Regions from separate parts of the Homo sapiens genome. Here region 1 is linked to region 2. The links are chromatin loops, found by intact Hi-C in ENCODE. Cell type or tissue: chondrocyte. All regions are shown on one strand. Each heading gives the region's core, and the rest is flanking DNA. Links, peaks and the distances in the headings are about the cores only. Region 1 overlaps GLIS1 (GLIS family zinc finger 1). Region 2 overlaps GLIS1 (GLIS family zinc finger 1).

Region 1 (14,865 bases), core at 699-8,698, 120 kb after region 2:
GGGCAGGCATGTGGAATGAAAGAATGACCGAGGTGCCCGGTAAATGCTTGTCAGGAATGGAGTGTCACAGCACTGAATTGGGTACCCTGGGGAGGTACTGAGCAGCTGTCAAGAGAGACCCTCAAGCACACAGTGGGTGGTCACTTGCTGGGGATGCTGCAGAAGGGATTTGTGCATTGGGAGGATGTGGACTAGAAGGATGAGGGCTTTGTACAGTCCTTGCCAGGCTTGAGACTCAGGGACTCTCCTGACCCACCCCGCCTGCCAGAGCTCGGACAATTTTATGGAGCTCAGTTTCTTAATCACCTTGTTCTGCTGGGGCTTAGAGTGGAATCTTTTCCCCAAATTGGACATTTATGGGGCTGGAGTAGAGATGGAGAGCAGGATGGATGAAGTGTCCACATTCCAGCTGGGAGGTTAAGGGCTTTTGTGTTCCTTCCTTCTAAACTCCAAAGTTCCCAGCCAGGCCTGGGGGTGTCCATGTCTCCCTCAGATGGGCAGGGCATTCCTGGGTCCATGTCCTCCCCACCCCCAAGATCTCTGCAGTCCAGCTCCTCCTACCCTCTCTGGAGGGAGCCAGGCTGCTAGAACCTCAGGGCCTCCCCAGAACTCAACACAGGGCTGGCACCCAGAAGGTGTTGTGTATTTATGGAATGTGTGAACCAAATTCAGCCGATTTTCCTAACCCTGGGAAAGCGTGGGAAAGCCTAGAAGCCTCTAGGGGTCTCCCTGCTCCCTCTGACTCCTGGGCTTTTTGTGGTCAGGACCAGCCTGGGGCCCTTAAGATGGTTCATGGGGACCACTGCAGGTGAGCCTCACTTCACACTGTGAGGTGAAGCAACAAGTAGAGGTCAAAGCCACCAGGGTGGGTGGCTGTTCAGAGAATCTTGCTCTCGCCAAAGAAATGGAGGGCCCTCCAGTACCTCCTGAAGCACAGTTTGGTTTCTGTCACTACCTCAAATCAAGAACTCACTAGTGCCCACAGGGTCACATCCAGGCTCTTCAGCCTGGCACTCATTCCCTTCTTCCCTGCCATGAATCTCCTTCATACAGCTCCCACACCAGCCTGGTGGGCCACCTGCCTCTCCTCTCCTCCTGGCCAGCAGGCTCCCAGCACCCCTACCCCATGACCACCTCTCAGCAGAAGTCCTGGGCCTGCTTTAGGGCAGGCAAGTGGAGCCTGGCTTGCTGTGTGGCTTCAGGGAATTGGCTCTGCCCAGATCAGTGAATCCACTCTGCCCAGCCCTGAGCTGGAAACAGAGGACACAGAGAGTCATGCTGCCATCAAGAGACTCACGGGAGGGGAGATAAGCCAGAGCTCTGAGGCTGTGGGGACCCAGAGGAGACACCTGACCTGGGGTGGAAGTCAGGGAAGGTTTCCTGGAGGAGATGCTGGCAGAGTTCTGGGAGGGACACAGAAGAAAGAAGAGGGTGGGGAGGCATTTCCCCCAGCAAAAAGGCCATGAGCAAGCAGGTAAAGGTGAAAGACAGCAAGACGGGTGTCCTGGCTGACCTCTGCCAATGCCCAGCTCACAGGAGCACTCCCCATCCAGAGGCCACAGAGAAGGAGACTAGACAGCATGCAGCTGACCCTACATGCTGCCACACACCCCTGCACCTTCACTCCCTTTGGAGCCCGCGGACATACCATTCCTTGTGGCCGCCCCGCCGCGGAGGACCGCGTCCCCAGAGCGCCGTGGTGTCTGCGCTGCCGGGCGCGATCTGTTATTATCCCCCGTCAGCGCTGCCGGCCTGTGTACATTCCTCCGTAATGAGTCTGACCTCCTCGGCAATGTTTAATCAGAGCCTAATCGACCCTGGCTTTGATCTGCTGCATTTTCTGCAAAAACCCTGGTACCTGATTTTTACAATCTGATTAGCAGGCTGACTCTCCGAAGCCAAAATTACCCTGAGTTGCAGAGATCCCTGCTGAGTTCTTTGTGTTTTTTCCCCTCTCTTCCAACAAGTTATTTCCTGAGACAACTGTCACTTCCCTCCTTGCCTGTGACTGTCTCCCTCACCCTCAGCTTTCACATCCAGTCAGTTGTCAGGTCTCAAATAGTGGGTCCTAACCCATCCCCTCCTCTCCCCAGCGGCTTCAGCGCTGGCCACCGCTACCACGGTCTGAGGCTCCTGCCCCTGACTGGCCCTTCAATCTGTCCTCCATCCCGCAGCCAGATCTGCTGGGAGCCGCTGCCACTGTGCTGAGCCATCTGGCCTCAGGAACTGCTCCCTGCTGAGCCCTCCAGCCAGCCTGTGGCCAGCCCCACCTCAGATTCTCCCCACTCCCTCTCATGCATGGGTTCCGTCAGAAACCTGCCCTCCCCCTCTGCCCCTGCCCTTCATCTAGTTTCATCTCCCTGTCATCCACCAGGCTGCTCACTGGCCCCTCTCCACTCCCGCAGCCATGATCCCAGCTGCCCACCTATGGCCATTGTTCCTTCCATCTCTCCCACCAGACTGCAAAGCCCCTTTAGGAGGTTCTCTCTCATGCTCCACTGTTTCCCCACGGAGCGGAGCTATGACTGCCCTGAAGCTGGGTACTCAGTAAATGAGGGAGGAAGGAAGGAAGGAAGGAAGATTCCCTTGCAGCCCATTCTGGAGGCCACGCACTGCCAAGTCAGACCGTGGCCCCTTGTTATCTTTCAGCTCCACACGGCACAATTCTCCCCTCCGGCTCAGCCTACTCCACTTTCCACCAGCCCCCTAGCCTCTCTGATGGAGGACATTGCTTTGTTCTCATCCGCAGTGCTTTCTCCCTCCAAAGTGGGAAAGAAGGTTAGGAAAGAGAGCAGAGGTCCTTGTGAGCACAGGAGAATGGTCCTTGCTTGGTTGGTGGCAGACCCTGAGCTGGACCCTGGAGGCACAGATGAATCAGATCCTCTCCCTCTCCTTGGGAAGCTCACAGACTGTGGGGGGAGGCAGCGAGGGAAGCAGATAAACTGGAATGCAGGGAAAACAGTGCTCATCTCTGGCCAGGGGAACTGACTCTGCTTGAAAGATACAGGAAGGAGTCCAAGAGGGAGCATCTGAGCTGGGTTTAAGAGAGAAATAGGAGCTCTCCAGCCAAGAAAAGAGTGACCATGCAAAGGCACAGAAGCATGAGAACGTGTGACGGGTTCAGAGGATGGGAAATGTTCCAGGTGGCCTGAACGGTGGCGGGGGTGGGGCAATAAGTTTGCTGTGGCCAGATCACCAAGGGCCTTGTCCACCATGCTAGGGAGATGGGACTGTGGCCTGCAGGATCACCGTGTCCATCACCTAACTGAACTTCCTGACAGTGTTGAGCCCTTTCTTTGCCCTGGTACACAGTGGATTCCAGAGCTGTGTATAGGAGGCTCCCAAGAGCTACTCCACTGCCAGTGAGGCCACTGAGGCTCAGAGAGGCCAAGTAACTTCGACGAGGTCACACAGCCTCCGAGGGGCAGAGCATGGACTGGAACCCGGAATCTCCTGAAGTTAAGGAAAGGTTTTCCCAGGATGAGGCAAACGAGAGAATCACTGTGGGAGCAGAACCAGAGCCAGGCAGGAGAGCTGGACTTGGAAGGGGCCGCTTGCCTCTTGGGCAGAGGAGGACGGAAGTAGTCCCAGCTCCCAAGGCCCTTCATACCCTGCAAGGCACCACCCGCCCACCTGGGTCTCTCAGACATTTTTAGGGGGTGGGCAGTGGAAAGAAAGAAAGAGTCTCCTAAGGGATTCCCATGGAGTTCTTTCACTAATTATTTACTCCCAGTCATTCCAAGGACAACATCTATCACCCGGTCCAACCAGCCCGCCCCGCTTCACCAAGCCCGTGTCAGGCCTCGCACAGTTGAGCCCCCACAATAACTCCTCATGGAAGACCCGAGTACATCCCCGCTCTCCTGTGAGAGCCGAGGAGCTTCCTGAAGGGCCCCCTGCTGTCGGGTGGTTCTGTGCGTTCTCTTCCCCAAACCACAAGGTCTGCTTACATGCAATGGGTCCCCCCAGCTAGGAAGGGGCAGCACCAGGTCAGAGCCCCCGCCGCCCACCACCCAGCCAGGGTCTTCCCATAGCATCTAGCCACCTCCTTCACGAAGGGACGGACAGTGGGCAGGAGTTCTGGTTAACGGGGGTTCCAGTTAACCAGGTATCACAGGGTGTTCTCTGCCCCAGGCCCCCATGTCACCAGGGGACAGTGACAACTGCTCCCACTTGTGCAGGCTCCCAGGCACAGGTGCTTGACCTCCCCGCATCTCTCACCCCAACTCGGGGAGCTGGTGGCGTCCACCACATCATAGATGAGGAAGAGTCCTAGACGCAAGCGGGCCCGGCTGTGCCCCTAGCCCCACCTCAAGCCCGGAGGACCCAGCCTCTGGCCCTCCCTGGAGCCATCAAGATCACCGTGCTGTGCTGTCGAGGCTGAGGAACCGGGGCTGCCTTGCTGGAGGCCAGACTGGCCCTGCCCCAGCGCGTTTCCTGCTCGGCAGGCTCTGGCCCTGTGTGTGGCGTGCTGACACCCGCTCTCGGTCCCTGATTCAAGAAGAGCACCTCACCAGACTCATTCGTTTCTGTTTTCTCTGCAAACATCCCCACGGGCTCATCGCTCCCTCCTGTGCCCAGGAATGCGAGTGTGGGCTCATGGGGGATAAATCCGTCTGAGTCTGTATTTTGACTAGTCCCTACAAAATGTGCTCTGAGCACTTTGCAGGGTAGAGGTGGGGAAAGGGGAAGACGTGGCGGGTGGAAGGGGGCTCTCCCCTCGTGCAGCTGTGCAGTCCTGCCGAGCCAGGGACTAGGGACTACACCCAGTCCCCCAGCCTCTGTGCCACCTTTCCCACCACCCTCTCTGCTCTCCTGCCCATTCCTTAGTGCCCGGGCCAAATGCCCCCTCCTCCACAAAGACTTCCCTGGTCTCCCGACTGGGAACTAGGATGTCCTTCCCGAGCTCCACAGCACATTCCTCCTCCCTGGTCTCACGCTGATGGGTGACTGTCTTGCTTTCCCCAGGAAACCCTGAGCTCCTCCAGGGCAGGCCCACAGCCCCCATACGGTGTCATGTACAGGAAGAGGTGCTAAGGAAAAACCTGCTAAATAAGTAGTTTTTAAATTGGTTTTTGTGTGGGGGGGGATGTTTTCTGGTGAAAACCAAAAAACCTGCCAGAAAAATTCTAAAAGGGCTGCACCACTCGTTTTTCAATTTTTACTGAGTGCCTGATCTTGCCCAATGGCAGCGAATTCATTTGGGGGCACCTTGAGGACACCTGCTGGCAGAATCCATGAAGGCCCAAGAGTAGTGCAGAGGCACCAGCCACACCCCCAGGCCAGACTCTGGGCCAGGCATGGCTGGGGAATAAAACTGTCACAGTAGTCTTAGAACTCCAGGGTCCACATTCTTCCTCAAGCCCCCTGCTTTCAATAGCACTTTGTGGATGGCTGAGCACATTCTCTCAGGTCGTTTGATGGTCTCCTTACACTCCACCCTCACAGGGTGGGGCAGGTGAAGAGACCAGCCCAAAGGTACAGTTGGTCCATGCACCTCAACACTCATTCAACAGTCATTAGAAAGAGAGACGTGGAGAGTTTCAATTCAGAGCAGTAAGTGCTGTGATGGAGCGAAGCAGGGGCCAGTGGACATACAGAGAAGCCACAGCCCAGTCAGAGGGAAGGAGGCCTCAGAGGCTTCACAGAGGCACCACCTGCCTGGGCAGGACTCACAGCAGCTGCCCTCCTTCTCCTGGCAAGAAGCATTTACCCTGGCTGGGCTCTGGTTCCAGTCCTCCCTCCTGGCTGCAGCCCTCCACTGTCTACCAAGTTGACCCACCTGTTGAGTCCCGTGTATCTTCCCACCCAGAAACATCCTGAGCTGAGAGCCGGCCAGACCAGAGCAAGTGACCACAGAGACAGGGAGTCCCAGCAAGATCTGCACTGTGACCTTTCTGCCTGAGAACAGTAGAAGGCAAGCGCTCAAGAGGTCTTCATTCTCAACACTTAGCCCAAACAAAGACTTACTTCTCCATTTGGCCACAGGCAGTACCAATGCCCTGTGTGATGCTAGGCAAACCGAGCCCCTCTCTGGGCCCACAGTAACAGCCTGAGACCAGACCTCCCCTGTCCAGGAGCATGGCATCTGTGATGTGTTACCCCCACCAGGCCCCTCTGAGAGGCATCTCAGCGCCCATTACTGGCCCCTGCAGATGAGGTCCTAGGAGCTCAGCCTGGCCCTCAGGCCCCTGGCCCTCACCAGCCTTCACTTGCCCACATGTGCCCTTCAGAGCCGGTTTATCCCCACCACTGTGCACCTCTGGGCTACACGTAGTGAGCGGAATGCCTTTCCCCTTGCTGTCAGGCCAACACAAGCCTATCTCTTCCCAAATGAAGCTCTCTCACACCTTGCACTGGGCTCCCTGACCCTGAGTCACACTGTGTGGTCATTATCTGATACCTGGTGGCCTGCCCCCTCTGCTGTGAGCACCCTGCGTCATGCCTGAAGCTGATTTATCTCTGGATCCCCAGCATAGGCTAGAAAGGGTAAAGAACAGGAATCAAACATCAACCACATGTGCACAGTGATGGCATCAGGCCAGGGAGCCTCACCGCCCAGCAACGCTCGGCACCACGACACCGCATCTTCAGGGCCACAGGCAGGGATGGCTCACTGCCCCAGGCTCCGCTGCCCCCATCAGCGCATGATGGGGAAGAGGGTGGTCTCCAAGGCCCTTGTTCTGTGAAGACCTGTGCTGCAGGACACAGCTGGGGCGGCTTCCACTGGCCTCATATGAGACATGGCGGGGGCTGCTTCAGGAACCAAATCTCAAATGGCCTCTGCCTGAACTGGCCGCCAAATGGTCAGTTTGGAGGGTGGAGAAAGGACACTTTAACCACAGCACCTCTTGGCTTCAACGTCTGCATCTGGCAATGGACATGACAGAACAAGCAGGACGCTGTGGCGCAGCCTGCGCTGTCCAGTGCTGTTCAGAATGCCAGGGCCGTCTCTCTTTCCCTCAGTCATCCAGAGAGGCAGGCAGGGCAGCGATGATTAACCCCTGTTTTCGGCTGAGAAAATGAGACTCAGGAGGCAGGACATTTGAACTGGCCTTAACAGACAGAGAAGGAGGAAAGGGCATTCCGGCAGAGGGGTTGGCATCACTGGAAACAGGTGATGATGTCGATGTGAGAACTGTCCAAGGGTGTGGCTGGAGCAGGAATAATAAAAACCAGGTGCCACTCCAACCGCTTTGCATAAATCTAGACATGTAATCCTCACAACAACCCCTTGAGGTAGATACAATTATGTCCCCCTTTTTCCAGCTGGGGCAACTGAAGCACAGGTAATCTTCCTGACGTTGTCCAGCTAGCAGTGAAGGAGCAGGGATGAAGCAAACCCAGGTTCCAGGGTCCACATTCCTCCTCAAGCACTTGCCCACACTGCCTGTCAAAAAGGAAGGGAGAGACCAGGCGCCGTGGCTCATGCCTATAATCCCAACACTTTGGGAGGCTGAGTCAGGAGGATCACTCAAGGCCAGGAGTTCAAGACCAGCCTGGGCAACCCAGCAAGACCTCCATCTCTACAAAAAATTTTGTAGAGATTCAGGCTAGGGCGCACTCCCGCTGTGTCCCTCCAGCTGTACCCACAGTGGGAGCTTCAGTGCCCAGGCCCAGCCTCTCTCACCACCTGCTGCCCACTGATCCCCATCTGACCCAGCCCTGCTCATCTCATCATCCCCCCTCCCACCACCACATGAGACACACATAAACCTAAATCCATGTTCCTCAAAGTCTGGCCTTTTGCCTGTTGCCCTCAGAATCCTGGGCCCACTCTGGACTCCATGAGCAGAATCACTGGAGATGATGAGGACCCCGGGCCCAGGATCCCAGATTCACACGGACTGGGAGGAGCTGAGCCCCCTGCTGCTCCATGCTCTCCCACGTCCATGAGCTCCTCCACCACTGCTCCTCCTCCATTCCCTCTCCCTCTCCCAACAACCGCCTCGCCTGGAGCTTCCACACCTTTTCCACCAGCCACTCCCTGCAGCCACTCAGCCAGCATCAAATCATACACTGGCCGAGCTTCGGATTTGCTAATAAAGGGTCCTTCATTTCTGCACAGCTCCACCTTACTGAATTTGCAGTTTCTCTAAATGGCCTCTATATTCCTTTCATGGCCAATCCTGACCTCCCTCCTACCCCCACTCCAACCCAGGGTCACACCCACCCAGCATTACCAGGTTCCACAGTTAAACCAACTCCGCCCCAGTGACTGTGTCTCTGAAAGCATAGAGAGATGTATATTACCATTACTCTAGTCCCACCATGGCAGCAGCAAGGCCCATATGGACAGGAGTCGTGGAGGAGCGGGGAGTTCCACACCTATAATCTAACCTGGAGACAGTGTCTGGCAATTTCACACCCAGCCTGCAGCCCACTCTGCAGTTCTCCCTATCTCTATTAAATACCTGACCCCTCAAACTGCCTCCCTTTTTCCTAACACAAGCTTTCTTTTCCTTCTCATCCAACCTCTCTTTTTCCCCACCTAAAGAGGGAAGGGTTTGAAAAGCTATTTCTAAAACTACTATAGAACAATAAAGCCCCTTTGAACGAAGCACACCACGTAATGAGGCTTAAACTCACTGCCAGATTCAGCATCCTGGAGCTCAACCCTATGTCATATCCTTGCTCAAAATCCCTCCATGGCTCCCCACTGCCTGAAGAGTAAAAGGACTCAACACAACCATAAAATAGCAATGGTATCCAATGTACTTGAGATGTGCATGGAAAGAATGTGGTAATAACCTGAAGGACGTAACGATAACAATAAACATAGCTAGCAATTATTGAGCACTTACTGTGTGCTTTACACACATTAATGTGTTACCCTACAGGGTTACAGTAACCTTCACCCAGCCTTGCCTGGTGGGTGCCACTATTGTCCCTGATTTAGAGTTTGGGGTTGTGCTGAGAAATGGAGCTTCCAGCAGCCCCATTTCTCAGCCACTGTGGGTGTAGCTGGGGGAGGGATACTGAGGGTGTGGGCTCTAGCCTGAGTGGAAGTGGGGGACCCTGACCCAGGTGGGGGTGAGTTTTTGGAGGGCTTGGCTAGAAGTTGGCTGTGAAGAAGGGAAGTTGGGGAAACCCAGGCCATCCTAGCTCGGGCCTGCTTTCTCCCCACTGGGCTGGAACCCCACGCTTGCCCAAGGTCCCTGCAGGCCCAGTTCTCTGGATGGTAGGCACCGCCACCCTAAGCAAACCCCAAAGTCTTTGAGAAACCCACTCAATCTTCACTGGCTGGACTGGCCTCTCTGTCAATGGACTCCCAGGGGCCCATCCCATCCCAGGAAGCACCTCCAGAGCCCTTTTCTATCCCTCTACATCCATGTCCATCTTTTCTGAAGGAAGGTATGTCCCTCACAGGTGCACAGCACTTCACAGTGTGAGGGTGCTTCGTCGAGACCTCGTATCAACCCAGACAGAGAAGCAGGGCAAAGTACATTCCACTCTGCAGACAAGGAAATCATCGTGGCTCCATATGTTACACGCACTGTTTCATAATTTAATCCTCCCTACAGCCCCTTCTGAGACTATTATCCCACTTTACAGATGAGGAAACTGACGCAGAGAAGGGCTGTAACTTGCCATGGCCCCATGTCAAGTCAGTGGCAGGACTTGAACCCAGGTCTCCCTGGGGGCATTCAGTCTCTGGAGGCCACCAATATGGCCAACTTAACCTCAGAAGATCCATCTTCCCTGCTGCTGACCATCCCAAACCTTCTGGACACCCAGCCCTCGGGGGCAGGCATCTGGCCAACCACTTGAGATGGTTCTCAGCAGCCCCTGTGGCCAGAGGCCAGAACTGCTAAGTCTGGCTCTGGCATGCTCCCCCAGCCACCACATCCCATCCTGGTCCCACAGCACCCCAGCCAGAGCTGCCCCCACAGCCCAGCCTCTCACCCCCGCCCACAGATCCAAATTTCCATTCCCTCAGCAGCATGAGCTCAGTGGGGAGGAAGGCAATCTGATTACAAGCAGTCCCGGCCTCGGGGTCGCCAAGGGTGTGGGCATCATAAAGCAGGCGCTCTGGCGGCACTGAAGAGGGGAGGGGATGGTGCAGGAAGCCCGGGATGTCGAGGCCGGGCTCTGTTACCACCGCACTGGGTGGCCTCCTGAGCCTCAGTGCCCCCACCTGGAAAGCGTGCCTTTTCATCGATCGCTGCCTTACCTAACCCTCCAGATGGCTGTGCCGCTCAAAGTGACCTTGATGAGAAGATGCTTTGGGAAACAGGAAACATGACGCAGACATGAGGAGGCTGTGTCATCACCGTCACTCTGAACCAGCTTTCCCTGAGCGCCTGCCTGGGCCAGGCCTGACGGTGGGCACTGGGCTCACGAAGAGGAGGAAACAGTCCCGGCCCCTGCAGTCTACTGCCTGGTAGGGGAGACAGGCAACAGGCGGCCACCACACAGGTGCCCAGTGCTGCATGGAGGGACACTCTAGGGACTGCAGGGACCCAAAGAAGGGGCTCTGGCCCAATCTGGGGTCAGGGCAGGTCTAGGATGGCCCTGAATGAGTTTGAAAGACCAATGGGAGTTGGCCAAATGGAGGGGGTGGGCCCTCTAGGTGAGAAACGGCAGGGGCGCTGGGGGAGGGGTGACAAGGAGAGAAGACATCAGCAAAGCACACAGCACACCGTAGGTGCTCAGAACGCGGTTGTTCTCTTCCCCTCCCCATACCTCACCCTGTGGACTCAAGTCCAAGCTTATACCTCCTCACTCCCTTTCTGCGAGCCGGCTGGCCCTGCCAGGGACCCTTTCTGCCTTCTCTTCTCAATGGGCTGCACCCAGTGTCCCTGCTGGCCCAGGAAAGCCCTGCTGACCTGACCTTCTGGGTACCAAGCTGGGCCCAGCCCATGAATTAAGCTCATGCAGAGGGGGCCCTGCTGAGGCGGCAGCACCACCCAGGAAGAAAGCCCAAGCTGGGCAGACACCGCTGGGGTCCCAGCTCCACCTCCTACAGGCTGTGTGGCCTTGGGCAGGCTGCTCAAGGGCTCGGACCTGGGACTTGGGGTAGAAGGAGTTATTACAGACTGGGCTACGTGGGGCACACAGCACAGTCCTGCACACACACTAGCAGGAGCTAAATTCTCACTATCATAGTAAATTAACGCTGCCTCAAAAAATCCAGGCTGTAGGGTCACTTGGTAAGCATGAAATGTTGCACAGGACAACGGTACTGGTACGGAAGGGTGGCTGAAAACATCGGCGGCTCCGATCGTGCCTGCAAACAGCCACTGCACTCCAGCCTGGGCAACACAGTGAGACCCCAATCTCTAAATATACGTAAATATATATACTGGCTCACTACCTCCCCAGACACTAGGGACCACGGCCAGGCAGCAAGTGGTTCCTAATAAGTCAGGGAAGGCAAGTCAATGAAAACATTACAATCCACAGTAGGCCCGCATCTGTTTAAAAAGCCCTGTGTGTGTAACGAAGCCCTGCAGGCCGACTGTCAGCTGGGGTGGGGGTGGGTTGAGGAAGAGGAAAGCCCCCAGGCTCTGCTACTCTCAGCTGCTCTGGACTGTGCGGCCCAAATCCCCACTTATGTGACCACAGGCCGTCATCTCACCTCGAGAGCTTGCAGCTCCCATGTGTAAAAGGGGAGTGAGAGGCCTCCAAGTTCATGGTGCAAGTCTAAGGGGAGGATGTGTACGAAACACTAACTGGTAGTGAAGCATGAAGGAGCGGCATGAGAGAGAAGCAGAGGTCAAGGGGAGTCACTTCCAGGCTGGGTGAGCTGAAGACTAACCAGAAGAAGGTGACAGACAGGGCACTACGGCAGCGACTTGTCTGTCCTCAGCCAGCCAGCTGGGAGCTCCCTGAAGGCAGGGACCCATCTCACTGGTGCCATGACTGCCACATAAGTAGCAGGCACCGAGCAGTGAATGTCCAGCACAGCGGAGGGCTCAGCCCGACCCTGGGCCTCTTCCCTCCACCCTGTGTCCTGGGAGGCCCCAGGTCCAGTTCAGGAAGGCAGGAGGGGCGCGGGGTGGTAGACAAGAGCTTGGAGCCCAGAGCCAGAACAAAGGAGGGGAGATGGCCTGGAGAAGTGTGCCGCACCGGGACCCAAAAACTGGCTTTTACTGAGCACCTACTGAATACAAGGGTATTGGGTTTATATACAGTGTTTCATTTAGCTCTAGCAACTACCTCTAGAAATGAAAACTCTTCATCTGTTAAGATGGATTAAGCAATGTAGCCAAGATCACTCATCTTAGGAGAGGCTCAGGTCTGCCTGACCCAGGGGCCAGGGGCCTTTCCTGGCCCTCTTTGGCCCCTAGCTGTGGGTGCCAGAGCATCTCTTGAGAATGCAGGCAGACTCGCAGTCAGCAGGCTGCACTCCAAGTCCAGAAATGTCTCCAATGCATGAAATCCCCAGGGCTTCTCCACTCCCAGCAGTTACCCCTGCTTTACAAGGTGGGACAATTCTGAAGGTTTCCCTCCCCTCAGGGAGCTGGCGAGCTCCAAGCGGTTAATGCTTTGCTCGGCACAGGCCTGAGTTTAATAAAACTAGAAGCAGCTAATGGCTAACAATAAAAAATAATATTTTTCCTTCAAGCAATTAAATTGTAATATAGATCTCACTAATTCCTTCCTGTTCTTTCCCTCGAGATCTCTGATCAAGCACCAGAAGAAATAAATTATGCATCACTATTCCCCACTTGAAACTCAAGTTTTAAGGAATCTAAGGGAGAAATATTGCCTCCTTCATTAAGGCAGAAATCTGAGGATTTTTAGAGGTTTCACGTAACAAGTTACCTTTCTGCAAACACAGGATCCACGACCCAGACCCATCTGAAAGATCGAAAAATGCACCACTTGCCCTTTCTCCAAAGAACCACAGGGTGTGAAAATTAGTCTTACCAAAGCATAGCTAAAAACTCTCCATGGCCCCCTCTACCTACAGGAAAATAAATCAAACTCCCCCACCCTCACCCCACCCGGCCATGCTCATGAGGCCCTCCAACTTTATTTCTCTCCTTCCCTCCACGTGCCCTTCCGTGCAGCCAAGCAGAGCTCACTGCTGTCCTCATACGTGCTGTCTGCTTTCCCACCATTACACTTTGCCCATGCCGCCTGGAACTCCCTTCCCGCCAGCGCTCAAGGGCCCACCTCCCACACGGAGCCTTGCCTGCCTCCCCCAGCTGGAACAGGTCATCATCCACTCTTGGAACTCCTGCAGAACTCTGTCTCTTAAAGACTTTCGCCTTTCAACCCTGGCTGACAGCCTCTCGAGATGGCCACATGAGTCTGGGCACAGAATACCTTCCACGTGGCATCCCCATACAGCCCCTCTCGAGATGCCCCTTCATTGTGCTTAGCATGGTGACCAGTATTTTTATAGGAGGTGTGTCCATATTCACTGGGTGGATTCATAAATGAATTCAATAACCACTGAGGACTACTTCTCTCAAGACCACGGGAGGGAGCTGGGAGGAGGCAGGACAAGAACTTTTGGACATTGTCTGGATAGTGGGAAGACGGTCACAGCAACAAACCCCAAGAATGACACAATAGCAGGCTCTGTAAGGAAAGTGGAGGAAAGACAGCAATGCCAACCTGAGTGGGTCACCCTGCCCAAAATCCTTCAGAGACTCCCCCTGCCTACTGGCAGAGTTGGGACTTCCTTAGCTTGGCATTCAAGGCCCTCTGAGGTTCTCACTCTGCTGCCAACTTTCATTTCCTATTCCAGTTGCTTTGCACATGCAGTTCCTCCCCACCGTTCTGCCTAAGGGACCTCTCTTCACCCTTCAAAGCATGGTTCAGTGCCACCCCCCCAAGTCCCACCCTCCTCTGGGGGCCACTGTCTGTTCTGGGGCCTCCCCTTACCCAGGCTGTGAACATTCCTGGGACAGGTTCAGGATGTGATCCACCCCCAGCAGAGATCCAACCCCTGCTCAGGGCTCGAGAAGCATCCATGGAGCTAAACTACACAGCAGAGGAGGAAGGAGAAACAGCTCTTCTGGAAGGACCTACCCATCCATCACACTCCTTCCACAGTCCAGCTAACACTTATTTAGCATATACTCGGTGCGGACACTGTCCTAAACACTTTTGCACGTATTGCCTCACTTCATCCTAGCAACAACCTAGGAGGTAAGTGCTACTACACTTTTACTGATTATTTTACAGATGAGGGAACAGAGGCACAGAGAGGTTAAGCAACTTGCTAAAGTCACAGAGCCCATAAGAGGTGGAACTGGGCTCAGAGCCAGTGGTTCTAACCGCTACAACGAACACTCTATGTAAAATACAAGGACGTGTATTGGGATGGGGACAGAGCAGGGTTATTCTAGCAACCAAAGCCCTCACGTTTGAAAACCTCCCTGTCTCCACATCCGTTTCCTGACATCTGCCCTCTTCTGTGCTGCCCAGGCCAACATTCCGAGGACTCCCCACCCCACCCACCCCAATGCCCCAGACCAGACAGCAAACAAACAGGAAACAATTAAAGAACCAACCAGAAAGTCTCATAAACTCTCCCAGGAACACGCCCTCCCAGCTTCAGTGCGAGATGTCAGAGCTGGGGAAGGACCTTAGGCCACAGCTCTGAAGACAAATGCAACAGGCAACATCCCCTCGGAACGCACTCCAGAGGATGACGCAGAAGGAGTTCCAGGCAGTGATTTTCCACCTGGAAGACTTCCGAGTCCCTGATGTCAAGGAACAGGAACAGGAGCCAACTCGAGCCTCTGCTTCTACATCCCCTCACCCTCCCCAGAAGGCAGCTTTTGACTGCAGCCTTCCCTGTAACCCATGGTTCTCTCACTTAGGGTCCAAAAAGCTGTGAGGAAGACTGGCTGCCCTGCCTAGTCAGCAGGTCATCTTCCTGGTCTGCCTTCCAAGCACGCG
Region 2 (16,266 bases), core at 4,811-12,810:
AAAATGATCAGACTTGGAGTATATACTAACAGGGGTGAAATGTGTAAGGAGTGAAAGGGCACAATCACAAAACATTAGCAAGTAACGAGACTGTCCAAAACCACCAATCAGATTTGAAAAGGAACCAACAGAATTTCCAGAAATTAAAAATGTAATTGTTGAAAATTTTGTTTAAACATTTTTAATTTTTCAAAAATGTTGACTGAAATGAGTCAAACAGCAGATTAAACACAGGTAAGCCAGAAGAAAGAACTGAAGAAATTTCACAGATTTCAGATCAGAAAGACAAGCAGCTAGAAAATAAGAAATATAGCAGCCAGAATAAGAAGGCTAATCTACCTTTAATCAAAGTCTCAAAAAGAAGACAGCATAGACAGGAAGCAGTATCTGAAGAGATAACAGCTTGGAGTTTTCCAGAGCTGCAAGGAGGAAAAAAATAAAAGAAATCCACATTTACTCACAGAATAGTGAAAATTCAGACTATCACAGAAGTAGAAGAACTTAAAAGCAATAGACAGGAAACACAGACACCCATAAAAGAATGACGGAGACTGACAGTTTTCTCTACAACAAAACAAAATCCATTGCCAGAGGCAACGTTATAATATTTTCAAAGCACCGAAAGAAAATAACTGTCAACCTAGAAGTGGGCATCTTCTATCTATCTTTCAAAATGAGGACGAAAGAAAGAGCACCTTACTCAAAGAATTTCTAAAGAATAAGCTTCAGGAAGAAGGAAGATGATCCCAGAAGAAAGGTATAAAATGTATAAAAACTAATGATGTGCAAATAAATTCACAAACATGTAAGTAGAGCTAAACGCACACTGTTTTATAAAATGGTAATGCCCTCTAATGCACGGGGTTGAAGAAAGGCCAGAACTAGAACACTGTACAACAAAAGCATGTAGGTTTGGATGAAATGATTAAGAGGCAGTGCCCTAAGGTTCTTGTATTGTTGGGGAGGGAGTTAAGGTATTAATGTCAGACTCTTTTAGGTTAAGAATTCATAGGTAATCATTAAGAGAAAGGAATTAATCAATTTTATTTTGCTTTTTAATCAATCTAAAAAGCAAAATAAAAGACAATAACGGCAACAACAACAAAACTAAGCCAAAACATGGAAGCAAAAAAGGAAGCATAGGAAAAAGCAAAGTAGAAAGCAAAATGTAAGATATCAGAAATATGTCCAAATGCATTAGTAATCACTAAAATTGAAAATGGACTAAATTCTAATTAAAACAGAACATGTCAGCATGAACTAAAGACATAAAATAAATTAACCTCCCTTTTGCTAATTACAATAAACACATCTAAACATAAGGAAAAACATACCTAAAACATAAGAAAAAAGTTTAAGGGGTAGAAAAAGATATACCATACAATTACTATTCAAAACAAGGCTGGTATAGCCACATTAATATTAGATAAAATAGAACTTAAACCAAAAACATTATTAGGGATAGATTGATTATCTAATAATAAAAGTTTTCATTTTATAGAAACCTAATCATGTTGCAGTGAAACCTAATAATAATATTAGCAATGCAAAGCCTACCACCTTGGTGGTAAATTTCAACACCTTTCTTTCAATTACTAACACATTAAACAAAGAAAAAAATAATAAAATTACAGAAAATTTGAATAACACAAGATTTTTGATCTACTGAACAAAAACAGAATATGCACATTTTTCTCAAGTACATATGCAACATTTACAAAAAACTGCCATATACAAGACCAATATCATATAAATAATGTTCTCCAATTACAGTAAAATTAAATTAGAAGTCAATCACATAAAGGCAAAAAATGTTCCTATGTTTGGAAAATTAAAGGCCCACTGCATCAATCAAAACATTATAATGGGTATTTACAATACTTATTTACAATTTATTGCAACTGAACTATAATGCCAACACTACACATCAAAAATTCTGAGATGCAGTAAAAGTGGCATTAAAAGGGAAATTTATTTTGCAAATGTTTATGCTAGAAAAAAAGGCTGAAAATTAATGTGCTAGGAGATCCATTTCAGAAATTACAAAAGGGACAGCAAAATAAACAAAATGTAAAAGGAAGGAGATAATAAAGATAAAAGCAGAAATTAATGTCATAGAAACGAAGATAAAATAGAACCAAAAAGACAGGAATTAGTTCTTGAAAAGACTAGTAGACAAACCTCCGATGAAATAATTTTTTTTAAAAAAGAAGGCACAAAAAAAGGAATAATATTAGGAATAAAACGAGAAACATAACTACAGATCCAGTGAAGATTAAAAAATAAGAGAACACTATGACTGGTTTTATGGCAATAAATTTGAAAGCATATACAAAATGGACAAATTCCTTGGTAGGGGCAGGCTAACTTCCCAAGAAATAGAAAGCATTAACAGTTCTATGCCAATTAAAGTAATTGGATCAGTAGTTTAAAATCTTTCCACAAAGATAGTTTTATAGGCAAGTTTACCAAATGTTCAAAGAACATATCATTCTAATCTTATACAAATTCTTCAAGGAATAGAAAAAAAAAGGGATACTCCCAAACTCACTCCATAAGACCAATAAAACCCCAATATCAAAATCAGATAATAAAAGTAGGAGAACCACAGGCAAATATCACTCATAAATAAAGACAAAAAATTTTGAATTGAGTGATGTATAGAAAAGAGAACAAATTATATCCAAGTTGGGTGGATCCCAAGAATGTAAGAAGTATTTGACATTAGTAAAGTCTGTAAATTTGACTCACTACATATACAAATTGAAGTAGTTAAGCTATATAGCTTAATTATGATAACCTCAATAGACTTAGAAAGAGCATTTGATAAAATTCAATGCACATATATTCTAAAATTATTAGCAAGTTAGGAATAAAAAGGAATGTCTTGAACAAGGCAAGATGTCCCCTCTTACCATTCCTTTTCAATATCATACTGGAAGTCCTAGCTAAGGAAGGAAGTCAAGGAAAGGAGACAAAAGATATACAGATCAGGAAGGAAGAAATAAAACTGTTCACAGATGACATAAAAGTATATGTAGAAAATCCAAAAGAAGAGATGAAAAAAACCTATTGGAACTAATAAGCAATTATAGCAAGGTTGCAAGATACAAGGTTAGTATATAAAAATCAAGTTACTTTCCTATATATCAGCAATGAACAAGTAGAATTTGAAATTTAAAACAAACACAGTATCATTTACATTAGCACCCCTAAAAATGATGTACTTAGGTATAAATCTAACAAAATATTACCAGATCTATATGAGGAAAATGACAAACCTCTGATTAAAGAAATCAAAGAACTAAATAAATAATCCCCATATTTCGGGGGAAGGGCCTGGTGGGAGGTGACTGGATCATGGGGTAGATTTCCCCCTTGCTGTTCTCATGATAGTGAGTGAGTTCTCACAAGATCTGATTGTTTAAAAGTGTGTGGCACCTCCACCTTCTCTCTCTCTTTCCTGCTCCACCATGGTAAGACATGCTTGCTTCCCCTTCACCTTCCGCCATGATTCCAAGTTTCCTGAGGCCTCTCAATCATGCTTCCTGTTAAGCCTGCAGAACTGTAGGTCAATTAGACCTCTTTTCTTCATAAATGATCCAGTCTTAGGAAGTTCTTTATAGCAGTGTGAAAACAGACTAATACAGAAAATTGGTACTGGGAGTGGGGCATTGCTATAAAGATACCTGAAAATGTGGAAACAACTTTGGAACTGGGTAACAGGCAGAAGTTGGAACAATATGGAGGGCTCAGAAGAAGATAGGAAGATATGGGAAAGTTCGGAACTTCCTAGAGACTTGTTGAATAGTTGTGACCAAAATGCTGATAGTGATATGGACAATGAAGTCAAGGCTGAGATGGTCTCAGATGGAGATGAGGAAATTTCTGGGAACTGGAGCAAAGGTCATTCTTGTTATGCTTTAGCAAGGAAACTGGTGGCATTGTTCCCCTGCTCTAGGGATCTGTGGAACTTTGAATTTGAAAGAGATGATTTAGGGCATTTGGTGAAAGAAATTTCTAAGCAGCAAAGCTTTCAAGATGTGGCCTGGCTACTCCTAACAGCATATAGTCATATGTATTTACAAAGAGATGGTCTAAAATTGGAACTTATGTTGAAAAGGGAAGCAGAGCATAAAATGTTTGGAAAATTTGCAGCCTGACCATGTGGTAGAAAAGAAAAGCCCATTTTCTGGGGAGAAATTCAAGTCAGCTGCAGAAATTTGCATAAGAGGAGCCGAATGTTAATAGCCAAGACAATGTGGAAAATATCTCCAGGGCACATCAGAGACCTTCACAGTAGCCCCTCCCATTACAGGACCAGAAGCTGAGGAGGAAAAAATGGTTTCGTGGGCTGGGCCCAGGGCCCTGCTGCTTTGTACAGCCTCAGGACATGGTGTTCTGCATCTCAGCTGCCCTAGCCCCAGCTGTGGCTAAAAGGGGCCAAGGTACAAGTCAGGTCATTGCTTCAGAGGGTGCAAGCCCCAAGCCTTGGAGGCTTCCACGTGGTGTTGGGCCTGCAGGTGCACAGAAAACAATAGGTGAGCTTTGGGAACCTCTTCCTAGATTTCAAAGGACGTATGGAAATGCCTGAATGTCCAGGCAGAAGTCTGCTACAGGGGCAGAGCCTTCATGGACAACCTCTATTAAGGCAGTGAAAAGGGGAAATGTGGGGTTGGAGCCCCCACACAGAGCCCCCCTTGGGCCTATGAGAAGAGGGCCACAGAATGGAGACCCCAGAATGGAGATCCACTGACAGCTTGCACCATGTGCCTGGGAAAGCCACAGGTACTCAACACCAGCTCATGAAAGCAGCCGCGGGGGCTGTACTCTGCAGAGCCACAGGGATGGAGTTGCTTGAGGCCTTGAGAGCCCACCCTTTACATCAGCATGCCCTGGATGTGAGACATGGAGTCAAAGGAGATTATTTCAGAGCTTTAAGATTTAATGACTACCCTATTGGGTTTTGGACTTGCCTGGGGCCTGTAGCCCCTTTGTTTTGACCAATTTCTCCCTTTTTCAATGGGATAATTTACCCAATGCCTGTAGCCCCTATTGTATATTGAAAGTAACAAACTTATTTTTTATTTAACAGGCTCGTAGGTGGGAGGGACTTGTCTTGTCTCAGATGAGACTTTGGACTCAGACTTTTGAGTTAACGCTGGAATTAGTTAAGACTTTGGGGGACTATTGGGAAGGCGTGATTGGTTTTTAAATGTGAGAAGGACATGAGATTTGGGAGGTGCAGGGGTGGAATGATATGGTTTGGCTCTGTGTCCCCACCCAAATTTCATCTCAAATTGTAATCCCCAGGTATCAGGGAAGGGGCCTGGTAGGAGGTGATTGGATCATGGGCGGATTTCCCCTGTCTTGTGATAGTGAGTGAGTCCTCACAAGATCTAATCATTTAAAAGTGTGTGGCACCTCCCCCTTCTCTGTCTCCTGCTCCACCATGATAAGACATGCTTGCTTCCCCTTCACCTTACACCATAAGTGTAAATTTCCTGAGCTCTCCCAGTCACGCTTCCTGTTAAGCCTGTGGCTCTGTGAGTCAATTAAACCTCTTTTCTTCATAAATTACCCAGTCTCAGGTAGTTCTTTATAGCAGTGTGAGAACAGACTAATACAGTAGGTGAATGGGTAAGTAAACTGTGTTGCATCTAGACAATGGAATATTATTCAGTAGTGAAAAGGAATGAGCTATTGAGCTATAAAAAGACCTGGAAGAAACTTAAATGCATATTACTAAATGAAATATGCCAATCTGAGAAGGCTACATACTGTATGATTCCAACCATATGACACTCTGAAAAAGTACAAACTAAGGAGACAGTGAAAACATCGGTGGTTGCCAAGGGAAGGAGGGATAAACAGGCAGCACACAGAGGACTTTTAGAGCAGAAAAACTATTGTGTGTGGTCCTATAATGGTAGATACATGTCATTATACCTTTGTCCAAATCCACAGAATGTACAATACCAAGAATGAACCTTAATGTAAACTATGGACTTTGGGTGATAATGATGTGTCAATGTAGGTTCGTTGATCGTAACAAATGCACCACTCTGGTGTGAGATGTTGATAGCAGGGGAGGCTGCGTGTGTGAGGGCAGGGGTATAGGGTAACTCCATGTACCTTCCACTCTGTTTTGCCGTGAACCTAAAACTGCTCTAAAAAAGAAAGTCTATTTTTTTTTTTAAAAAAGCCTTTAATCTGAGAGAAAGAGTCCATAAAAATCCTATAGGAGATATTACACTTAATGGTAAAATATTGGAAGCATTTAAAATCAGGAGCAAGACAAGGAGGTCTACTATCATTATTTCTGAAAAAGATAAAACAAAGTATAAAAATTGAAAAGGAATAAAATGTTCTTTATTCACATCTATGAAAGTCTATATAGAAATATCAAAAGAATCTACACAAAAATGAATAGAAATAATAAGAGAATTTGGCAAGTTGGCTGGGTATAATATAAATATTTAAAAAGCGATTTTATTTCTATTCACCAGGAACAAATAAAAAAGTAATTAAAAAAGATAAAATTCACAATCACAACAAAAAGCATAAGAAGACTTATAATACATCTTTAAAAGAAAGATATATAATACATATATAGAGAAAAATATAAAACACTGTAGAAAGTCACAAAGAACATGTTTATGAACAATAAGAATTAATAATCATATAAAGAGGTCCTATTCCCGTTCCCCCCAACCAAATTGATCTATAGAGTAAATGGAATTCCAATCAAAATCTAATCAAGGTTTTCCATAGAAATTTCTTTCTTTCCCTCCCTCTCCCTGACCTCTTTTTCCTTTCTCTCTTTCTTTTTTTATTATTTGAGTTGAGATCTTACTCCATCACCCAGGCTGGAGTGCACTGGTATTTATAATAGATAGTTTACTGAAGACTTGAACTCCTGGGCTCAAGCAATCTTCCTACCTCAGCCTCCCAAGTCACTGGGACTACAGGCGAGCACCATTCTTGGCTAATTTAAAAAAAAAAAAAATTGTTTAGAGATGGGGGTCTTACTATGTTGCCCAGACTGGTCTCAAACTCCTGGCCTCAAACAATCCTCCCACCCCAGTCTCACAAGTAGCTGGTATTACGAGTGTAAGCCACTGCACCTGGCTTCGTGGAAATTTTAAAGTTGATTCCAAAATACACATATGGAAGAGCAAAGTCCAAGAAAAGCCAAGGAACACTAAAACAAGACTGGGGTGGGAAATAGCGGGGATGGACTTTTCTACTAGATACTAGCAAAAACTTTTTATGAAACTATGGTAATTAATGTGCTGTGGTATTGGTGCAGGGGTAGAAAAACTCAGTAATAGAACAGAAGTGCCCAGAAATAGGCTCATAGATATACAGAGTCTCTGATATATGACAGAGTGGCACTACAGATCACTGGATTTGCAGATCACTAGTAAAAAGATAGGCAATCCAACAAACGGCTCCCAGAATAGCTGGATATCCAGCTGGAAACAAATCAAACTGGATTCCTACCTCATACCATATACTCTAATTCCAATGGATTAAAAATAAATGTGAAAGTAAAAATGTAAAATAAGCCCTCCCATTATCAGAGGATTTATCTGTAGCATTAAGGTAGAGAAGGACATTTTACTGCAGACACAAAAATACAAACAATAAAAGGAAAGATTGATAAATTCCACTCATGAAAATGAAAAGCTTCTACTAAAAAAAAATACCATCAGGAAAGTGAAGCTAAGTCACAAACTGACAGAAAATATCAAGAATTCCTATAAATCAATAAGAAAAAGACAAACAACCAATAGAAAAATGGGCAGAGGACGTGAAAGGACTTTTACAGAAGAGGAAACACAAATGGCCTATAAACTGTGAAAAGTGCTCAACCTCATTAGTAATCAGCTAAAAATGAAAATTAAGACCACGAGATGCCATTTCACACCTGCCAAACTGGCATAGTTACATAACATTTTTGAGGACATAGAACCACAGGACTTCAATATGCTGTAGGTGCGAGTATAAGCGGAACAACCACTTTTGAAAACAAGCCGGCATTTTCATACATTCCCTAAGCCAGCAATTTCATTTCTAGGCACACATTCTAGTGAAAATGTTCCATAGGTTCAAAAAGAGACATGAACAAGAATATTCACAGCAGCGTTGTTTGTACTAGCAGAAAACTGAAACAACCCAAATGTCCATCAACAAGAGAATGATTAAAGTTTGAGTTATTCACAGAATGTAATAGTATACAGTAGTGAAAATGAATGAATTATAGCTGCACACAATAATATGGATAAAAATTTTTTTTTTTTGAGACAGAGTCTCACTCTGTCACTCAGTCTGGAGTGCAGTGGCACGATCTGGGCTCGCTGCAAGCTCCACCTCCCAGGTTCATGCCATTCTCCTGCCTCAGCCTCCCAAGTAGCTGGGACTATAGGCGCCCGCCACCATGCCCGGCTAATTTTTTTTGTATTTTTAGTACAGACGGGGTTTCACCGTGTTAGCCAGGATGGTCTCGATCTCCTGACCTCGTGATCCGCCCGCCTCAGCCTCCTAAAGTGCTGGGATTACAGGCGTGAGCCACCACGCCCGGCCAAAATCTTAAAAATATAATATTAAGTGAAAAAACTGCAGAGACCACATACAGTATGAGACTATTTTTATAAAGCTTTAAACCAAGCAAAACCAAACAATATATTGTTTAAGGATACATATGTGTGATGAAATCATGTTAAAGAAAGCAGCGAACACTAAACAGAAAATAGGCAGTAGTTCCAGGAATTCACAGATGTTCATTTTGTTATGCTTTATTGCTTACACATATTTGCATGTATTCTCTTGAATATATCAAATATGATATAATTAAAAAATTAAACATGAGTCAGGGCTCTGGGGCCAAATAGTACTTATGCAAATCCTGGTGTCTCCACTTCCCAGAGCATTGCCCTGACAAGTATCTTTCCTTCTCTAAGCTTCCATTTATTTCTCCATCTGTAAAATGAGAATGGTGACACCTCCCCTGTGGGTATTGGGAGCTCATCCTATTGCAGCACAGTATCTGGCATGTATGAAACACTGAGCATTTACTACTTTTATTTTTACTATTAATAAAGATCAGCGCAGTCACTGGCAGGGCAAGGACCCAGACACCCCATCCACCTGATCCAGTGCTCCTTCCACGACACCAGCTGTCCTCTCTACCTGTTTGCCCACCTCCCTTTGGGCTGCAGTGGGGAGACTCTTTCCAGCCCTGTCATAGGAGCAACTACATCAGGTGGCACCATGGCCAACAGCCTCCGTGCAGTCAGGGGACGTTTACATTCCTGGTGGATTAAAATTCTCAGCAGGCACTGCAGCAGCCTCCAGGCCTTGGTGATTAATAACACAGCCCAGTGCTGAGAGCTCTCAGAGAATGGCTGGCAAGGAGCCAGCAGGATGGCACAGGAACCTATTGGACACATATGAGCTCTGGGGACAGAAACATGCCTCTTTCTGGCTCTGGCTGACCCCATTGCCTGGAGCTGGGGCAAGGGAGGAGGGTCAGTGGCCCCAAGGCCTCCTGTCTCAGGGGTGAAGGCTCCAATCCTAGCTGCGCCTCTGCTTGCTGCAGGCACAGTCAAGCAAGCTGCTTCACTGCTTGGGCTTGAGTCTGTCATTTGTAAAACAGCACCTAGCTCAAAAGTGTTAGTGTGCTCAGAACAGAGCCTAGCACACCAAAGGCTCAGTCACTGTGTTTTGTATTTTTCTTTGGAGAACCAGTCTTACAGGTTACCACCAGCAGTTTATGGGTCCATCTTCTTGAGGGCTGGAACTCAAGCTGAATTATGTCTGTGTCCCAGGGTCCAATGCGAGCCCTGGTATGGAATACAGAGCTTCAGCGAATGTTTACTGAGCTCAATTACCAAGTGGCAGGCCAGCCTCTGCTCCCACACTTTGGGGATGGAAACCTCATCCCTTCTGTCTGCTGGGGAAGGTGCCGCCTGTTAGAAAGTCCATCCTGGTACAGAGCTGAAACCTATTTCAATAGCTTTCTCCCTCTAAGCTTTGAGAATGGGGGAAGGACAGTGGCGGTGGGGGGAGACCCTCCACCCCCTCCAATTTATGTCCACTCTCCAGGGCCCAATCCAGCCCACCCTTCTTGGTGTACTTCCTCTGACCACCCCGGCCTGAAGGAATGGTGCCCTCCTCAGGCTTATAGAGCCCACATTCCCAGACCTACGTTGTATGGACACACACAGAGATGTGCAGACACACACAGCCACACGTACACATAGTTACATGGTCAAAAACTAACACACAGGAGGACACATGACATCTTGACCCATGTAACACGTTCAACCATACAAATGTGCCACACAAGCACATGCACATGTACACGCACACACACATGCACAGTTAGAGACGTGGTGTGAGGAGCACGCAGATGCATGCACACATGGGCCCTCAGACACAGGAATGTCAGAAGCCAGGGTGTCAGGGTCGGAGCTTCTTGAGGGAGGCAGCCTCAGTGCTTTCCTAGAAATGGACTTGGTATACCCTGAAAACATCCCTTCGGAGTGGCTCCGGCTAATGCTGGAGACCACAGATTTCTCCTTGGTTGCTCAGCAAGCCTGGCATCTAAGGGGCTCTTTTAGAAACAGCATAAACAGACACTCAGGGCATCCTTTCTGCTCCATTCCATGCACTACAAATGGTAAGGCAATGACTATTAGAGCAGCAGCTGCTGCAGGCCAGCCAGCTCCTGCAAAGATAGACCAACTGCTGCTCCATCCTGCAGCCGGCTCCAGGCACTCAGATGGCAGAACTCCGTGATCTGGGTGGGGCCTCACCACTCTGAGACCACCCACACCTCTGTGGTCCTGGTTCCAAGTTCCTTCCAGGGCACTGTCCGTGAGGCCCTCCCTGGTCCAGCACAGCTCTGAGCCTCAGTTTCCACACATATCACTGGGCCTTTGGTCAGCTTCCCCTGCCACTGCCCCATCCAGCCTGCCTTCACCTCAGGTCCCATTCACTGCTCTGTCCCAGAATATGCACCGCTCTGTACCCAGAACATGCACATGGCCTGGCATATTCTGGGTACTCAATAAGATTATTGAATGAATGAACACTTCTCACCTTGGAAGACAGGCATCATTACTGCCACAAGCAGCAGGGCCTCCCACGCAGTCTCCCCTGGGAGATTACCTGTATACTAATCCCCCTCTCAGGCTCTGCTCTGGGACACCCACCTAAACACCATTGTACAGGTGAGGAAACAGAAGCTTCAGAAAGGTAAAGTGACTTTCCCCCGGTCACACAGCACAGCAAGCCCTGGGGACTAGTTTTGGGGAAGAAGTTTCTCACCCTTTCTCTGCCTGGAGAGGCTGGTGGGTCATGATGTCTGCTGGTCCCCAATATGAGTAAAGGAAGCAGCCCCACCTGGGCCTTGTGTCTAAGCCACATTTGTCATTCCAGCTGTACCATTAGCAAGGGGCACTGTGATCCTCATGGGGCCATGGGGTCTAGCTGTGAATGTGGTAAAAAGCTGGGGCAGGAGGGCTGAGTTTAGTCAAGGTTTGGCCACAGGCCCGTTGGAGGGAGGATGTCTTCCCTCGCCCACAGTCAGGCTCCTTCACAGCAACTCTCTTAACAAATGGTGTGATCACTCCGGGGGCAGGGTGGGCAGCCCCGGTCTGAACCTCACATCTCATCTGGGCCCTCACTGGACACCTTGGCCCAACACAGAGGATACTTGGGCCAAGTTGGAAAACTGCTTGCAAGCACAGTACTTTCCAGCAGCCTATATAAATCTGGAGAAAAGGGGTTATTAAACCCTGGGAAATGGCAACTAAAGATACTATGTTCTTGGAAAAATTTCTAGAATTAAATTATCTGTGAGTTATCAAGAACGGAGCACAGATTGCAATTAACATCCCGGCTGCCTATGGGCGCTGGCCCTCACGGGGAACAGGAAGCTCACACAAGCCTCTGTTCACACACGCCTCACGCCCCCCTGCTTCAACCCTCCTGCGGTCTCTGCAGCCCTGAAGACAAAGCCCAAGCTCCTCAGTCTGACATCTACAGTCCCCCATCACCGGGCCCCTGCCTGCCTCTTTGGCCTCCTCCATCACTCCATGCTCTGGGCCTCACACAACTCTCATCTCCAAGCTTTGCCTATGCTGGTCCCTCTCCTGGGACACCCTTCCTGTCCTTTAGCACCTCGGTAGTTCTTATCAAGCTTTCCTCCCCACACGGGGCCCTAGTGTCCAAGTCCCCTCCTCTGAGCTCCTGCCTGTCTTCCCTCAGGGTATCCATCCCGTGGTTGGTTGTGTGACTTGGGTCACAAGTGGCTCTCCTTGTCTGGACTATGAGCACTTCCAGGGCAAGATTCCTGGCTGTGTGGCCAACACTCAGCACAAGGCAGGACATGGAGCAGGTGCTTGGTGAATGAATGCAGGATTGAGTGAATGAATGAACACACACAAACAGTGACACCCATGCAGGAGCAGCACTGGGCTGGGATGGGTGCAGGAGGGGCTACACAGGAGGATTCTGTAATGCCCTCTGATTATGCCGCCCTGCGGGTCCCCTCTGTAAGACACAGGGCACATGCACAGTCAGGAGGAGATCAAAGAGGGCCCCAAGGGGGTACAGTGGGCACGAACAACCAAAACCACTCTGCTCTTGTGTGTCCCCAGGGAAAGGACAGTCAAAGTCATCACTCCACACCGTGCTTGCTGCACCCCAGGGCTTAGCAAAACACCCTCAGAGGAGACAGACTTGCTTTCTCTGCCTCCTCACCTCAGATGCCCACCGCCCCTTTCCTACCCGTCCCCCTCACCAGCTCCTGGAGACGTGTACCCCGGGTACTTCACACTCCACACTCAGCAAAGGCCCTGTTTCTGAGGCCAGGCTTCCTCCCTGATCCAGGCCCAGCCACATTGGGTGACTTCCTATCCTGGTCTCCTTCCCCAAATCCTCTCTCCTCCATCCTCCTCAATGCCCCCTCCCAGATCCACACATCCTACTGGGGCATCAGATGCAGGGACAATCTCAGCTCCAGCACTAGCTGTGTGACCAAGCATACGTGACTTAACTTTGCTGTGTCCCATTTCCTCATCCATAAAAGAGAGAGAATAATACCTATTTTGCAGTGTGAGATGACCCATGTAAAACCCTCAAGCAATTCCTGGCAGATGGCCATGGTGATCACTGAGCACAGCTGCCTCTTCTTCCAGCTAGTTAGCTAGTGCACCCCTGACCTCCCGCCTCCCCATCCACTGGGCCTCTCTGGCCCCCACCTCCTCACTGCCCAGCTCAGATGCCTCTCCCTGTCCTTCTGGCCCTCTCAGCTGCTAGGCTGGTATAAACCCTGAGCAAAATGCATGGATCAGCTCCGCCTTCCTGGATTCCAGCTGCTAAGAAGGCAATGACCACAACGTGCACACACATATGCACACATACTCGTGCATGCATGCACAAACACACACGCCTGCATACAGTCCACACCAGCACAGGCTCGAGGGCTCAACTCTGTACCCCACTCTCCTCAACCTAAGCCACCTGGTCTGCTGTGCAGTCAGTTTTCCCTCAAATGTCCCCCTCGGCTGCTTTCAAACTGCCCTTTTCTCCTCCAGCCCTTCTCATTCACATTCTAACAAGGCCCAGGTTCCCTCTGCTTCCACCAAAACCCTCCCTGACCCCAGGGCTTTTCCTGATGGCTCCACTGCTCACCCCACCACACTGTCCCCTTGGCCACCCAATCTCTGTGCCTCACTTTCCCTGTTCTTCCTCCCTCCCCCAATAAATGCTGATGTCCCCTGTGGGTGCTCTCTAGCCCCCCATCTCACAGGCTAGCTCCTCCAGCCTCCCCCCCCTCCATGCTTCTTAGTCTACCTTGAGGCTGACCACACCCCTCTCCTGCCTTAGGAGCTCCAGACTTGCGCATCCCCTACCCCCCTGGGGCCCTCTGGCTGACACCTCCCTATTCAGCATGCCCCAGATCAAGTCACAGCTTCCTCCCCAAGCTGCCAGGCCTGCACCAGCACCCACTCAATGAACCCAGGCCAGAGGCTGGAGCCCTCAACTGGGCTCCCCACCCCACCCCATGCATCTAGCAGACTCCGCACTGCCTCCTGGTGACCTGTCCCTCCTGATTCTCTCTCTCAGATCAAGCCATTTCTGGAGCTGACAAACACGTGAGTCTTACTGGCTGCCCAGTTTCCCCATAGTAAGAACTATCACTCCTTGAGTGCGGGAAGTGAAGTTGTAAATAGGGAACACCTATGCCTCCCACAAAGCAGGGTCCAGCCCCTATCCACCTGAGGGCAGCCAGGCCTGGCCAGTGGGTTGCCCTGCTACAGCTGTGGCCCTGGAGCACAGAAGTGAGGATCCCATCATGGTGTCTGGGTAGGCTCTAAGCTTGTGTGCCCCTGGAGGACCTGGGATCCTGCCTGTTTTGAGTCTGATCCTCTTCCCTTGGACAGATAGCCTGTGGTCCCTGGAGCCTGCCAATATATTTCTGAGTGGGGATGCAGGGCTCACTATGGCCAGGATTGGTTTCTGCTGCTTGTAACTAAGGAACCTGGCAGGTAGACATTCTCTCCTCCTCTGCCACCACTCCAAGCGAGGCTTCGTTAACTCACACCCTGGCCCTTCCCCATGCCAGTGCCTCCTCCTGGAAGCCCTTTTATCTCCTCCACGATGCCATCCTGATCCCCCTACCCTAGGCCCAGGCTGATTGTTGCTCCTTCTCCTAGGCCCCATCATCCCCTGAGCACCTCCTTAAAGCAGGTAAAAGAAGAGGGCAAACAGTGTCACCCTCGGGGACCTTGGAGTCCACTAGGCTACAGACTCCTTGAGTAAAGGACTGCATCAGTCTCAAGTAATAGACTCAGACTTGAAGTCTGCAAAGACAGGCTGCTTGCTATAGCAGCCTGAATCCCACTGGGTGATCGGGGTCAAGTTAATTAACTTCTCTGAATCTCAATGTCCTCTACTGTAAAATGGGGATAATGACAGCTACCTCAGAGGGCTGACATATTGCTAGGCTAACAGCACCACACAGACTAGGACCTAGGTCCTTCACTACCAGTGTTTACTTGCCCTTGGCTTTTCTCAAATAATAGTAGCATAGTTATTTGTGAAAATAAGGTCTATTGTTTTGTTCAGGGTCTCTGTATCATCACCTGTTAATAATGAACTCTCTCATTTTTACAGCCTTCCTCCAGCCATCAGCTCATATGACTCACACATAAGACCTCGTAGGGATTAATATCCAGACAAAACTGCCCCCAGCACACAAGCTGGCTGGTCTGCTTCCTTTCCCACTCAAAAAGAATCCTGTATCAACAAGTTGCCCTCTTTGCTTTGGCTACCAGGAAGCTCCAGGAAAATATACGATTCAATCACGATAATTAAGTGAGCTTAGGTTTTCCAAGTATTTATGTCCTTTTCTCTAATCTATGTCAATTTAACTGCACATAGATCTTTTATTGTAACTATCCATCATTTCTTAATGGAAAACAATAACTCAATGATAAGGAACAAAATCAACTGTAACAGAAGGGAGCAGAGTAGAACATTGCAACAGGATTTTCCTCCACCTACCCCTTTTCACAGAGGATGAAATTGAAGCCCAGAGAAGGGAAGGGGTGAAGAAAACATGTACCATTCTGCAAGCAGCCCCAGGATCTGCAGGCCTTGCTCTTGGGGCTGATTTTCTAGGAGACACAGCAGGCACAGAACCTACAGTCCATGATACTTCTAGGAACTCATGAAAATGTTTTAATTTAAAATCCAAAAAAAAAAAAAACAGTTTAGGTCAAAGAAAATGTGTTAATACATAATATGTTTTTCTTTATACCAATGCTGTCATAAAATATACTTTTAAATGTTTCTCATGGAGGAAAGGGCCCAAAGGCAGAGGTGCTGGAACTTGAGGACGTCAATGAGAAAGCCCCACTGGATTTACCATCTCACCAATGGGGACTGGACACTCCTATTGCCCCCTGCCCAGCTTCCTGGGGCCCAGGCCTACTCCATGCTTCTCTCTCTGACACAGATCCAAGGGCAACAACCTTCAGCATTCTCACGACCGTGCCAGGGGACATGAGGCCTTGCCAGGTGAATCTAATTTACCCTCTAGGTAACCACCTCAGACAGCTTTTGAAAGGCTGAAACCGCTGCTCAGGCTGTGGGAGGGGGATCCCATGGCTGATTTCACCAACCAGTTGTCAGGACAGATCTTCCTGGGTTCACAATATGGAGACAATTAAAGAGCTGGTGCTTCGA

Evidence for each region. A loop is a pair of places that touch in the nucleus more often than their neighbours do. Peaks named below come from ENCODE experiments on the same cell type or tissue, not always from the same donor. Only the 100,000 strongest peaks of a DNase experiment are listed, where the experiment ranks them.
Region 1: a loop joins it to region 2, with 5 times the contacts of the local background. A loop is called at or near these places in 2 of 110 quality-filtered maps.

Annotation. Positions count from the first base shown.
Region 1 is chr1:53,683,664-53,698,528 of GRCh38, forward strand. The region is part of intron 2 of GLIS1 (GLIS family zinc finger 1); the gene reads right to left. It also overlaps the pseudogene RNU7-95P. Among named protein-coding and RNA genes, the nearest start is that of GLIS1, 48 kb to the right of the region's middle. RefSeq lists enhancers at 1,068-1,897, 1,898-2,726, 10,311-10,937. In chondrocyte, for the core only: CTCF peaks have their summits at 735, 934, 5,202 and 5,404; a DNase peak (open chromatin) is centred at 4,395.
Region 2 is chr1:53,563,289-53,579,554 of GRCh38, forward strand. The region is part of intron 4 of GLIS1 (GLIS family zinc finger 1); the gene reads right to left. Among named protein-coding and RNA genes, the nearest start is that of DMRTB1, 110 kb to the left of the region's middle. RefSeq lists an enhancer at 13,218-13,847. In chondrocyte, for the core only: no CTCF peak of the experiment used is centred there; DNase peaks (open chromatin) are centred at 9,453, 12,010 and 12,556.